Regions from separate parts of the Homo sapiens genome. Here all the other regions are linked to region 1. A link is a contact called in ENCODE Hi-C or POLR2A ChIA-PET data. All regions are on one chromosome and are shown on one strand. The core of a region is the stretch at or near the end of the contact, and the rest is flanking DNA. Distances in the headings are between cores, read along the strand shown. Region 1 holds the start of LZTFL1 (leucine zipper transcription factor like 1). Region 2 holds the start of LIMD1 (LIM domain containing 1). Region 3 overlaps LIMD1 (LIM domain containing 1). Region 4 overlaps LIMD1 (LIM domain containing 1).

Region 1 (3,314 bases), core at 502-3,001:
AAATGGAATAGGTAGATATGTGGTATAATAGACAAAGCACTGGATTAGAAACCAGGTTTAGGTCTAGCTATGCAACTATCTACCTTGGTAACAGTCTGTTACCAAGTCACTTAACCCCAATGACATTAGTTTTACTATCTGCTAAATGAGAGGTAGATATGATGATCAGTCCTAAAATGGTTAGAAACAATGGGAGGTATCCAAGTGGGGAAGTCAGAATTTGTTTGAATTTTATTGTAGAAATATTCCGTTAAAATAATAATAAAAAGAGCTGAAAACATACAGCAAGAAATCCTGCCAGAGCATTGCCAAGCTAGTGTCTTGAAATTGTACCACAAATTGTGTATGTGTGTTTAGGGGGAAGGGGATAGAAGAGAAATGGGTAAGGTACCAGAAAGGGTTCCCTGTTCTTAACCATGCCCACAAATCCATATACAATTTAAGATAAGTACAAGGAGGAAACTGTAATGATAAAAATGAGCACAGTTTAATAATACCTATCAGATACTGAATGCTTAATATTTTCACAGGTACTGCACTGTTTACACGCATTATCTTACTTATCATATTAACAGTCTTGTGTAGTTATTATCTGCAATTTACTAATGAAGAACCTGAGCCTGATTCCAAAGCCTCAGTTGTTAACTGATGGAAAGGAATGACAGAAGATAGAACAGGAAGAGATACCAATTTTTTTGTGATTTGTTTTCAACGTGTTCTCCTGATATTTTAGGGAAATCAAGAGAATGAGTGGAGAGGCTCTAAACTCAAGAAGGGGAGGGAGCAATCTGTTTAGCTCACAGGTGTCTTCTCAGCTCCCAGACAGCGCTTGGAACACAGTGTGGACTAAATAGAAATTCTGGTTGCTGAAGTATTTCAGTAGCTATTTCAGGTGGTGCTCTCAACCCTGGTTTCATCCGTTTTCCTGAACATTTCAGTGCTGTGCACTGTTCTAAGTATGACTGGTATTTAAGATGGCATGCTATATTCGCTGGAGGGATTAATGATATTTTTTGAGCAAGCCAAAACAAAGGAAATGTCACCCAAATTCCTCAGCTGTAATACGGGGTGCTGGGATTCTTAAAGTCACCTCCACATCAGAAAGTTGGATTTCAATCACACAGAAAGCTGGATTCGTTCTCCCTGCTCCTCTGGTTACCGCGCGCGCGCGTGTGTCTGTGTAAACCTTAGAGCTTCCTGAAACTGAGTGAGAACCCTGCGTATGTGTTAATGTGTGTGTGTGCGTAAACTTGGAGCTTCTTGAAATAGAGTTAAGAACCCTGCCGTGCACCTTAGGCCGGCAGCAGTTTCCTCTATCTCTCCTCACCTGCCACCTAAGAGTTGTGCCTTGGCTCCAGCCCCCGCAGGCAGGAGAGAAACGAAGCGATGCGGCGGAGCTGGGCTGCTGGGAAAAGGCTTCACCCAGGATTACCCCAGAAGGGCTTGGGCTGCGGTTAACCGAATCTCTCGCGCCCGGCGCAGCTCCCCTTCTCAGGGAGGCTGAGGTGCGGCCAGACCCAACGAGGCCACGTAATCATTCCGGGCCCACCCGCTCAGTGTCTCCAGCCCCGGCCGCGCTCTCTCCTGTGCGCGGTGCGGCGCCTGAGGGTCGGTTACTCACCATGGCGGCAGGCAGCGGCGGCAGCCTAAAGGAACGGGAGAGGCCAGGCGGTGCCCCGCCAAGCCTGGGATCGCCGAGGGTAGTTGGACCACAGAAAATGGGGAAGGAGGGTAGGTTGTTTAGAAGCCTCTGGTTGCTAACGGAAACCGAGGCACGTGGACTGCAATTATGCATTTTCATTGGTCCTCAGGATCACGCGACAGGAAGTATTGCGTAACCGGTTGACTGCCACATGCGCATTGGCTTCCAGGGCCGGAAGTCCCACCTTTTTGTGCCAGTTCACTTTTGGGAGCTGACTGCAGTTGCAGAAGGTAGCGGGAGGGTTGGGCTGCCTGGAGTTGCGTGTGGCCACCAACGCGCTTCGCGCCTCGTGGCGTCCGCTTATGGATTGTTGGGAAGTTCTTGTCCAGAACTTCCTGTGGCATAGGTGACCCCAAGGATGAATGGACATCCCAGACCTTTCAATGGTCTCATAGGGCGCGGCCCAGACATTTTTTTTTTTCAGGAGTTCCTACCTGAGCATCAGGGTGGCTGAGACAGGCCAACAACACCAATGCCAGCAGGTTCTCAAATAGAGCTTCAAACGACCCCTCCCCATGACTCCGCCCATTATTATTACTGTGTTGTTATTATCTTCTCTTATATTTCCAGCTAAAAGTCTCTAGCAACATTTTTCCATTTAAAAAAAATGCAAAAAGCATGGGTTTTCTCCGAGAGCAGTGAATTTCAAAAGGTTCCATATGCCTGGAACTACTATGGAAGCTTGTTGAACAAATTCCTGGGCCTTATCTCCAGAAATTCTGATTCACAAGTCTAGCTTGGGTCCTTGGGATCTGCACTTTTTAACCGATGTTCCAGGAGTGATCACAGATCAGGACCACTCTTAGAAACACTGGCTTGGAAGGACAAGTGTAGGATGAGATCGATTATTGCAAATACCAGGGACTCAGAGTCCTTCACTCACATGATACAGAGGTGATGTGCAGGCATTTGCCCACAGAAGGATCTCAAGCCTTGGGTCAAGAACAGTAAACAAGGTTCTCCTGTGTGTCACCTGGAGCATTCCAATGCACGGAATGATGGCCTGAAGGCAGTGGCGTGGGTATGCCCAACTTCAGCTTTGGCTAGGCTCCCTACCCTTGGCACTGCAATGGCATTTGGGCAGGATCCCTGTCTTCTTGAAAGATTCCTAAGGGCAGATTCTCTCAACCCTGAATATTAACCCCTTCCAAGCTCAGTTAAACTTCCCCTTTACCATCCCACCTCCCCATTTCTGTTTAGTGAGTGTTGTTGAATTTGGTTGCCATTATTTAGTGCCTACTATGAGCTATTAATAGACACATTCCATTCCAGTAGTTAATCCTCATAATACGTGGTTCTTTCCTCTGTAGACATTCGTTGTGTTCACATAGTGAGAGGGTCACTTTACAAGGTGTTGTGGGTGCGAGATGAAGTTCATAAAAACTTTTATGACTGATCAGTAAACAAAGTTGGTCATCAGCTTGCACTGCTGAAAAGCTCGTTTATTTTCTCCCAGGCCAAATCTTGTGATTGCGAAGTGTTATCAATTCAAGGGAATGAAAGGAGCGTGTGTATAATGCAAATATTACATTTGTGGCTTGGGGATTTTAAAATTTGTTCTGCAAAACTCCATCAGCTAGTTATTGTAATTTAAAATTCTGCTTTAATCTAA
Region 2 (3,314 bases), core at 618-3,117, 250 kb before region 1:
TACCACCCAACCAAACAAAAAAAAACGCATGTTAACCAACAAATAAATAATTATAAATAGTTATCAGAACTGAGCAGGAAGTAAAGAGGGTGCTGAAAAAGAACAACAGGAACCACTCTGAGGAGGCCTCTAAGAGGAGGTGACTTCAGCAGGGATGGGAAAGATGAGCCACTCAGTTTAGGGGCAAGCTCTGGGCAGACACCAGGAAGCTCCTGCAGCTAGAGTGCAGGGAGGGAGGGAAGATCCCTAGATCTGGCCCAGAAGGCTGCGGCAAGGGGCCGATTTCAATTTAATTCTGGGGTAAGCACTGAGGATTTAGGTAGAGAAGTGTCTGTTCTAGTATTTGCCTTAGGATCACGATGGCTGTAGTGTGGGAAATGAAACCTCTCCAGGATCGCCTGGGAACTGGTATAGGGAGTCCCGGGCCATGCGGGGGCGCCAAGGAGTCAGGCCTGGTGTCCCTGCAGCCGCGCGGATCCACTTGCAGATGGGTCCCTCTACGAATAACGAGCCTACTAGGGCACGTGCTTTTACTGCTGCACTGAGGACGTGAAATGCGCGCAGGCACAACGAGACTTTCTTCTTTTTCGCTCTTTCAGAGGGCCCGGGCTCCCATCTACGCTTTGCTGGTTACGTTGGCATGTTGGGCATTTCCCCCTCTCTGCCTCAGTCTCCCGACCTGTCAAAGAGGACGGTGGGCCAGCCATGGGTGACACGCCCGTGCGCCTCTCCAATAGTGCACCTCGGGCAAGCCGGGCGGCGGGCACAGCCTGGACGGTGCCGGCCTCGAGAGGCACAAAGGGCTGGCTTTCCACCGGGGAAACTGAGGCAGTGGAGCGAGGAGCGGCGTCCTCGAAAGTCCTCGCAAACTCCCAGCGCCTGTGTTGGGCCCATGCAGGCTACCCAGGCCGCCCGTCTCCGAGCGGAGGACCCCGCCCAGCGCTGCCAGGGGCGGGGCCGGGCTGAGGACCCGAGGCTGGAAGGGAGGTCGGAGCACCCAATTCGGTCCAGGACTCGCAGGGGGCGGCAGTGGCGGCGGCGAAGTCCCGTGCAGTCCCAGTGCTAGAGCGTGGGACGGACTTGTGGGGCACCCCTCGGTGTTCTCCAGCCAGGCCTGGGGGCAGGAGGCCCAGCCACGCTGCCGGGTGCAGGCCTGCCCCTGGGCGCCCGCCCGCGCGCCGTCCCCGCCCCTCGGCCGCCCCCTCCGCCCCGGCGCGGGCTCGGGACGTGCAGAGCCGGCGAGCGAGCAGCAGGGACTGCGCCTGGCGCACTCACTTCCGCGTCCCGCCGCCCTCCGGCCCGCGCGCGCCGATCCGCCGCCGCCATCGGACAATGGGCCGCCAGCCCCAGCTGCCGTGAACTTCCTGCCGCTGCTCGGCCGCCCGTGCGTCCCGGACGGCGTTCCTGCCAGGCGCCGGCCGGGATCGCAGCTCCGGGGAAGCAGCGGAGGACCCAGCGCCTGGAACGTACCTGCGCCTCAGCCGCCGCGCGTTTGCTCCGGCCCGACTCGCGGCCTCGGCGCCCTCCCGGCCGATTCAGCTTCACCCGGCCCAGTCGGCTGCTGCCTTGCTGTGAGTTTCCGTGTTTGGTTGCCTAAGGAGGATGTGATTTTACTTTTTTGCTGTTTTCTTTTTCCTTTTATAATTTGAAGAGGAGAAAAGAACTCCGCTGAGCAGGCCCGGGACGGCGAAGTGCCACCAGCTACCCCAACAAGGACGTCTCCAGGGGAAAGGGAGTTGGAAGCAAACTTGGTCCAGCTGGCGTTGAGGTCTCAACTTCGGCTGGACTCTTAAATCCTGGGGTCATGCCCTTCACGCTAGGCAGGTGGAAGTCTTTACTTGTACTGGGCCGGACTTGAGCCCCGACCCTTCGCCAGCATCTCCCCGCTGCCCTCAACACACACACACACACACACACACACACACACACACACACACACACACACACACACACACACACACGGCACCTGGGCTAGGCCCGGACACCTGTCTGCAGCATGGATAAGTATGACGACCTGGGCCTGGAGGCCAGTAAATTCATCGAGGACCTGAACATGTATGAGGCCTCTAAGGATGGGCTCTTCCGAGTGGACAAGGGTGCAGGCAACAACCCCGAGTTTGAGGAAACTCGCAGGGTGTTCGCCACCAAGATGGCCAAAATCCACCTCCAGCAGCAGCAGCAGCAGCTCCTGCAGGAGGAGACTCTGCCCAGGGGGAGTAGAGGCCCTGTCAATGGAGGGGGCCGCCTGGGCCCACAGGCCCGTTGGGAAGTTGTGGGCAGCAAGCTGACTGTGGATGGTGCTGCCAAGCCTCCTCTTGCTGCCTCGACAGGGGCACCTGGGGCAGTCACCACCCTCGCTGCTGGGCAGCCCCCGTACCCACCGCAGGAGCAGAGATCCAGGCCATACCTGCATGGCACGAGGCATGGCAGCCAGGACTGTGGTTCCAGGGAGAGCCTGGCGACTTCTGAGATGTCTGCTTTCCACCAGCCAGGCCCCTGTGAGGATCCTTCCTGCCTCACTCATGGAGACTATTATGACAACCTCTCCTTGGCAAGCCCAAAGTGGGGTGACAAACCAGGAGTGTCCCCCAGCATCGGCCTGAGTGTAGGGAGTGGGTGGCCTAGCTCCCCGGGGAGTGACCCACCACTGCCCAAACCCTGCGGGGACCATCCCCTAAATCACCGACAGCTCTCCCTGAGCTCCAGCAGGTCTTCTGAGGGTAGCCTCGGTGGTCAGAATAGTGGCATTGGTGGCCGCAGCAGCGAGAAGCCAACAGGCCTTTGGTCCACTGCCTCCTCCCAGCGGGTGAGCCCTGGCCTGCCTTCCCCAAACTTGGAGAACGGAGCACCAGCTGTGGGGCCTGTTCAGCCCAGGACCCCTTCTGTGTCAGCACCCTTGGCCCTGAGCTGCCCCAGGCAAGGAGGTCTTCCAAGATCAAACTCGGGGCTGGGGGGTGAGGTTTCAGGTGTGATGTCCAAACCCAATGTGGACCCCCAACCCTGGTTCCAGGATGGGCCCAAATCTTACCTTTCCAGTTCTGCCCCGTCATCCTCGCCAGCTGGTCTGGACGGTTCACAGCAGGGTGCGGTCCCTGGGCTGGGGCCGAAGCCTGGCTGCACAGACCTTGGCACTGGTCCCAAGCTCAGCCCCACCAGTCTTGTCCATCCAGTGATGTCCACCCTGCCTGAGTTATCTTGTAAAGAGGGTCCCCTGGGCTGGTCTTCTGATGGTAGCCTGGGATCTGTGCTCCTGGACAGCCCCAGCTCCCCTAGGGTAAGGCTGCCCTGCCAGCCCCTCGTCCCAGGTCCTGAGC
Region 3 (3,314 bases), core at 508-3,007, 230 kb before region 1:
GGGTCCGAAGCTGCTGTGTGCACAGGGCTTGATGGAGCAGGTGGTCATTGCAGCTGAGCCAACTTTCCAGCGCCTTAAAAAATACACTCAGTTTAGCAAGTACAGGCAGAAAGCCCAAAGAGATGGCCCATCCCCTTGAGGGAGGTAGAGAAGTGAACGATGGTGTTTCCTGTCCCAAGAGGTGGGAGGAAGGCTGTTTGGGATTTGGCTCATCAGGGGCCACAGGCTACTGGGATGCCTATGTCCTATCCCTCTGTGTAGGCTATGGAGCCCTTTCCTGGGTATGGGCCTCCCAATAAGCCTGTGGCCAATGCAGGGGCAGGCTGGGAGGTGGCTTTCCAGGCAGCTTGCAAAGGCCTGTTTGTCTGAGGCTTGTCCTGACATCACTGAGGCTTTGCTTGCAGGTGGCAGGGACTTACACAGAGGCTCTTTGTTGGCCAGCCACAGAGGTCAGTTAGAAGCCATGAATGGACTGGAGCTGGCAGCCCCTCCTCTACCCATAGCACACAGCTGCCACCTCTCTGGGTTGCCCATGCCTGACGGTGGGTGTGTGAGGTGTGGGGAGAGGCATCTCTGCCCAAATTTGTAGCCAGAGAGCAGAGGAAGTGAAGTTGGTGGGAGGCGGTGAGGAAGGCAGGGAGAAAGAAAGGAGGTGGTGTTGAGGAAGCTAGCATGGCTTCTGCCCAGCTCTGTCATGGTTTGCAGGTGCGCGCTCTCTCTCTCTCTCTCTCTCTCTCTCTCTTTAAAGACAAATTCTCACTCTGTACCCAGGTTAGAGTTCAGTGGCACCATCTTAGCTCACTGTAGCCTTGGCTTCCTGGGCTCAAGCAATCCTCCCATCCCAGCCCCCCGAATAACTGGAAACACAGGTATGCACAACCATGCCTGGCTAATTTGTTAATTTTTGTAGAGGCAGGGTCTCGCTGTCTTGCCCAGGCTGGTCTTGAACTCCTGGGCTCAAGTGATCCTCCCACCTCGGCCTCCCAAAGTGCTAGGATAACAGGTGTGAGCCACTGTGCCAGGCCTTTTGCAGGCTATTTGATGTCTGCATTGGATACTTGGGGTCAGGCTCAATGCCTGGAAGTCATTTAGTGTCATTCTGCTGTGCTCTATTACTTTAAGCATTCACAAGCCTTTCCACACTCTCACTTCTTGATAGGAGGAGTGTCTAGGAATTGTTTTCAAAATGCTGTATTTGCATACAGAGAAATGTGTAGTTCAGTGAGTTTTGACAGATGCATGCACCTGTGTGACCCACATTCCTATCAAGATATAGAATAGTTCCATCCCCAGAAAGTTCCCTCATGCTTCTTTCCAGTTAGTGCTCACCTCCAGGCAACTACAATTCTGATTTTTTAAAATCATTTATTAGTTTTGCCCATTCTAAGATGTAATATAAATGGATTCATATAGTATTTATATACAGTTGATCTTCATTATCCACAGATTCTGTATTTGTGAATCAGCTTACTTGCTAAAATTTATTTGTAACCCCAAAATTAATACTCACAGTTCTTTTGTGATCATTCACAGATATAACAGAGTGCTGAAAAGTTTGAGTCCCCTGACGCCTATCTTCCCAGCTGAAGTCGAACAAGGCAACGCTCCGCCTTCTTGTTTCAGGTCATGCAGTAAACAGGTGTCCTTTTCATGGTCTATTTAGTGCCATGGTTTTTGCATTTTTGTGGTTTTTGTTGATGATTTTGCTGTTTCAAATGGCCCCCAGGCACAGTGCTGGAGTGCTTTCTAGTGTTCCTAAGAGCAAGAGGGCTGTGATGTGCTTTACAACGAGAATATGTATGAGAGAAGCTTTCTTCAGGCACGAGCTACAGGGCTGTTGGCTGAGGGTTCGATGTTAATGAATCAACAATATATACTAAGGAAGGTGTCTCTAAATAGAAGCACACATAAAACAAGGTCATATATTCATCAGTTGATGAAAGTGTTGTGGTCAGAAGTTTTCAGAAACCTAACCCTGTATTTCTGCCAGAAGCAGTGGTTCAGTATTGACTGATTCAGTATTCTTGCCAAATAATGAGAATCAACTATAGTACTCCTTTGTCCAGCTTATTTCACTCAGATAATATCTGTGAAATTCAGCTATGCTGTTGCATTATCAACTGGGCTTTTTGCATTATCAATTGTGCTTTTGTTTTACTGCTGAGTAATATTACATTGTATGGATACACCACAAGATTTGTTTTTCCATTTCCCTGTTGAGGTTTTTTTTTTTTTTTCATTTTTGGCTATTATGAATAAGTCTGTTAGGATTGTTTTTGTGTAAGACTTTGGGTTTTTTTTTTGTTTGTTTTTTTCTTTTGTAAATATGGGATCTCGCTATGTTGTCCAGGTTGGTTTTGAACTCCTGGCTTCAAGTGATTCTCCTGCCTTGGCCTCCTAAAGTGCTGGAATTATAGGCATGAGCCACTGCACCTTATATGTACAAGTCTTTGTATAGACACAGGCTTTCGTTTCTCTTGGGTAAATACCTAGGAGTAGAATTGCTGGATCATGGAGTAGGTGTATGTATAACTTTTTTAGCAACTGCCAAAAACTTTTCCAAAGTGGCCGTGCCACTTAGCATTCCCACAGCAGTGTGAAAGTTCCTCTGATTCTCCAGCTGTTTTTAGAATTTCTTGGGGGCCCTGCTTTACTTGTTGCTTTCTAAGCCACCTGTTCTCTGAGCTGGCAACGCTTGGCTGATACCCTCCCAATTTCCTCTGTTAAAATATTATCTTCACAAGATATTTTATTCCTTTCTTGATAGTGATGGGCTGTGAGCCCATCACTATTTTACTTTGCTTCTTTGCTCTCTTAAGAGTTTGATTTAAAAAACATTTTTTTGTTTTTGCTTTTACCAGTTTTCTCTAGTACAGAAATCCTCTTAGGCTGGGCACAGTGGCTCATGCTTGTCATCCCAGCACTTTGGGAGGCCGAGGCGGGTGGATCACGAGGTCAGGAGATCGAGACCATCCTGGCTAACATGGTGAAACCCAGCCTCTACAACAAATATAAAAAATTAGCCGGGCGTGGTGGCGGGCACCTGTAGTTAAAAAAAAAAAAAAAAAAGGAAATCCTCTGCCCGGGTGCTGTGGTTCACGCACTTTGTAATCCCAGCACTTTGGGAGCTGAGGCAGGGGGATTGCTTGAGCTTAGAGATTCAAGACCAGCCTGGGCAACATGGTGAAACTTTGTCTCTACGAAAAATAAAAAAATTAGCTGGGCGTGGTGGTGCGTGCCTATAGTTCCAGGTACCGGGGAGGCTGAGGTGGGAGGATCATATGAGCCCAGGAGGTCAAAGCTGCAGTGAGCCA
Region 4 (3,314 bases), core at 482-2,981, 190 kb before region 1:
GCTGGGATTATAGGCATGAGACACCACACTCGGCCTATCAGTCAATATTTTATAAACGGCTGATGTAAATAAAGAAAATAAAGAGCATTTTGACTACTGTCTTCTAAACTGTAAAAATGGTCTATTGAGTATATATTTAGTGTGACGATCATCAGCTATTTCCTAGTGGAGGGAATTCCTTTACTGGAAGCAGGACGATTCTGAAACTAGAATTATAAAGATGTAACACTGACACTCCCACCCCCAGTTTATGTTTGATGCTGATTATTCAGGGATGGTTTAGGTCTTAGCATTTTTGACCAAGATGAACAGCATCAAATGGAAGTGCCAGTTCAGAGACAAGCCTGAGGCATAGTCTGACTTGGTGGTTCTCAAAGTGTGGTCCCTGGACTAGCACCATCAGCATCACTAGGGAACTTAACTAGAAATGCAGAGTCTCGGGCCCCTTCCCACACTTACTAAGTCAGCAGTCTGTGTTTCAACAAACTCACCTGGTGGTTCTGAAGCATGCTAAGGTTTGAGAACCACCTAAGTTTTTGGTGTTTATCCCTCGGCTATTCCATTTTGTCCTCTGTCCTTATTAGCTCTGCCAAAGCCGCAGCAGCTCCCTAGTGTTACGTCTCTACGTATGAGCCGCCATAACAAGTCAGTGAGGACAGTGAAATTTGCCTCTTCAAGGGAGCAGAAGGAAGTTTAATTGGGAATGCCAGGAAATCCATCTACTTCCCTGGAAGGACTGAACGTTTATACCGCCCCCTCACAAATCCTTATGTTGAATCTCTAATCCCAACATGATGGTATTTGGAGGTGGAGTCTTTGGGAGGTGATTAAGTTATGAGAGTGGATACTTCCTGAATGGGATTAGTGTCCTTATAAGAAGAGCTCAGAGATGTAGTTAGTTCCCTTTCCACCATGTGAGAAAACAGCAGGAAGACAGCCATCTGTAAATCAGGAACTGGATCCTCACCAAGAACCTGACCCTACTAGCACCCTGATGTTGGACTTCCAACCTCCAGAGCTGTGAGAAATAAATGTCTATTGTTTAAGCTACTCACTTTATGGTATTTTGTTCTAACAGCCTAAAATGACTAAGACATTCCCCTTAGTCTGAGAGATATTCCTTTTGGAACAGAAAACAAGAGAGACAGTATAGTGTGGTGGAAAGAGTGTTGACTTTGCACAAGAGAGACCTGGGTTCGAATCTCAACTTTTCTATTTAACTTTTAGCTACATAGGTGAATTTAACCTCTTTAGCTTTTGTTTCTCCATCAGAAAAAAAAAAAAAAGCATCAGTAACTCAACCGTAATATAGTAAGTGAGTTTCCTTTTTCTTTTTCTTTCTTTTTTTTTTTGAGACGGAGTCTCACTCTGTCGCCAGGCTGGAGTGCAGTGGTGCAATCTCGGCTCACTGCAACCTCGGCCTCCCGGGTTCAAGCGATTCTCCTGCCTCAGCTTCCTGAGTAGCTGGGATTACAGGCACGCACCACCACACCCAGCTGGTTTTTGTATTTTTAGTAGGGACGGGGTTTCACCATGTTGGCCAGGATGGTCTTGGTCTCCTGACCTCATGATCCGCCCACCTTGGCCTCCCAAAGTGCTGAGATTACAGGCGTGAGCCACCACGCCCAGCCGACAAGTGAGTTTCAACTGCCCAAACGTCAGGGCACATTATTGCAAGATTAATGAAATGACTCAAGCAGGCCTCCAGGGCTGGCTGGCTTGGGGTAAATTGTGCTGCTTCAACCTGTCCTTGTCCTGGCTGTGGTTTGGCACCACCTAGTGGCGGTTGGGTGCTCTAGCTTAAATGTCAATAAGGAGGATTCTGGATCCTGCTCTTGATTGGAACTTTCAGGACAGTGGCAGTGATTCCAGGAATTTTCAGGTTAGTTGGCGTCTGTTTCATTGGCCAAATCTGGGGTGATTCAGCCTGGAGAATACCTTTTCTGCCTCCCTGCTTCTCAGCACCAGGTTGCTTGCTGTTTCCTACCTGGCCTCAGCCTCCTCTCAGCAACCCCCTTTCTCCAAAGATACAAACTTTAGCCTGTCTCCAAGTGGAAGGTTACCTATCAAGTTACATCTAAATGCCTGTCATCACAAGGAGTTTTTACGGAGCTGTTCATGACACTTAAGTGAGACATGAGGCAAGTAAAAGGCCCAGTACCTAGAAAGTGTTTGAATGAAAATTCCCTTTTCCGGCCAGATATGGTAACTCACACCTGTAATCTCAACGCTTTGGGAGGCCAAGGCGGGAGGATTGCTGAGACCAGGAGTTCGAGGCTGCAGTGAGCTATGATTGTACCACTGCACTCCAGCCTGGGCAACAGAGCAAGACGCTGTCTCAAAAAAAAAAAAAAAAAAAAGGAAAAAGAAAGAAAGGCCTGTCCCATTTCCTGGCAGAAGAGAGAAACTGGATTCTGCATATAGGTGTGCATCCAACAAGCATTAAATACTGCTGCATGGCCTCATGGTGCAGTGGAACAAGCACAGTCTTCACAGTCAGACAAATCTGGGTTCCCATCCTGCCCACTTACTACCTGGGTAAGCCTCAATTTCCTTACTTATGAAATGAAAACGATAATGTGTAATTCATAAGTATCATATTTTTACTCCAGAAAGTTAGGAGTAATCCTTGGGTGTGATTTCAAGTGATTCCCAAAAATAATCAATTCCTGTATCCTTGTACTGCTCCATGACATTGACATGTGATGTGTTTTATTTCTGCCCGACTCTTTACTGAACCCTTTCTACGCTCACTGAAACCTGGAGTAGGTGATGGCTTTGAGTAGGAAATGACTTTGTGAGTTTCTTCCGTAAAAGGCATGTGACAGTACAGGGTCAGAAGGTGGAGTGATGCAGTAACCTGTGTGGCAAAGTTTTCAAGCATTTAAAAATATATGTGAAAGCCCTAAACATAGTACTTAGACCACAGAAGACAATCAGTAGATGTTAGGCTTTTCTCCCACTCAGAATACAAACAAATATATTTTGATACACTATCCAGTTTCTAACCTCAGGTGGTCTTTCAAAACCGAAGTGAAAAATGAAGTGTGAGTTCTTCAGAGCAAACTAAGCCCCACCCTCTTAGGTCAGTGGGGGAGTCTCAGTTTTTTAAAATTTGGAATAAAGGAAAATCAGACGTAGTCCCCCAACCCCCTGTACTGGCCTCCTGTGTCCGGACATGGGAATTCTCAGCTGTGGGAACTGGCAGCAAGAGGACTTATCTAGCCAGCTGGGCAATTTTTTAAATGATCAGAGCAATACCTGCTCATTGGTAAATCTTTGGGAAAGTGTAGGAAAGTATATAGAAGCAACCA

The links. A loop is a pair of places that touch in the nucleus more often than their neighbours do. ChIA-PET counts read pairs that join two places held with the same protein, here RNA polymerase II (POLR2A). Pooled maps may share reads with other maps.
Region 2: a map of B cell shows a loop between it and region 1 (11-fold over the local background). The contact joins the promoter of LIMD1 here to the promoter of LZTFL1 in region 1. A Hi-C loop is called at or near these places in 5 of 168 maps with a recorded cell type or tissue (B cell, HCT116, ascending aorta and 2 more) and 12 of 50 pooled maps. POLR2A ChIA-PET finds 5 or more read pairs at or near these places in 4 of 52 experiments (AG04449, H1, HEK293 and 1 more).
Region 3: a pooled map shows a loop between it and region 1 (2.7-fold over the local background). The contact joins the enhancer-like site here to the promoter of LZTFL1 in region 1. A Hi-C loop is called at or near these places in 1 of 50 pooled maps. POLR2A ChIA-PET finds 5 or more read pairs at or near these places in 3 of 52 experiments (AG04449, H1 and HEK293).
Region 4: a pooled map shows a loop between it and region 1 (2.7-fold over the local background). The contact joins the enhancer-like site here to the promoter of LZTFL1 in region 1. A Hi-C loop is called at or near these places in 1 of 168 maps with a recorded cell type or tissue (mammary epithelial cell) and 9 of 50 pooled maps. POLR2A ChIA-PET finds 5 or more read pairs at or near these places in 2 of 52 experiments (T-cell and activated T-cell).

What each region holds. Positions count from the first base shown.
Region 1 is chr3:45,840,368-45,843,681 of GRCh38, forward strand. It overlaps LZTFL1 (leucine zipper transcription factor like 1), which reads right to left and starts at 1,752. Exons shown (of 10, transcript NM_020347.4): 1 at 1,622-1,752. The coding sequence starts at 1,624.
Region 2 is chr3:45,592,884-45,596,197 of GRCh38, forward strand. LIMD1 (LIM domain containing 1) reads left to right here and starts at 1,868. Exons shown (of 8, transcript NM_014240.3): 1 at 1,868-3,314. The coding sequence starts at 1,997. RefSeq lists silencers at 875-1,344, 1,355-1,484 and an enhancer at 1,575-1,744.
Region 3 is chr3:45,611,359-45,614,672 of GRCh38, forward strand. All of the region lies in intron 1 of LIMD1 (LIM domain containing 1), which reads left to right. Among named protein-coding and RNA genes, the nearest start is that of LIMD1, 18 kb to the left of the region's middle. RefSeq lists enhancers at 364-433, 1,491-1,540. Within about 2 kb of position 1,758, at least 6 of the 41 ENCODE cell types and tissues checked have a DNase peak (open chromatin) inside an H3K27ac peak, as active enhancers do.
Region 4 is chr3:45,655,185-45,658,498 of GRCh38, forward strand. The region is part of intron 2 of LIMD1 (LIM domain containing 1); the gene reads left to right. Among named protein-coding and RNA genes, the nearest start is that of LIMD1-AS1, 32 kb to the right of the region's middle. Within about 2 kb of position 1,732, at least 8 of the 41 ENCODE cell types and tissues checked have a DNase peak (open chromatin) inside an H3K27ac peak, as active enhancers do.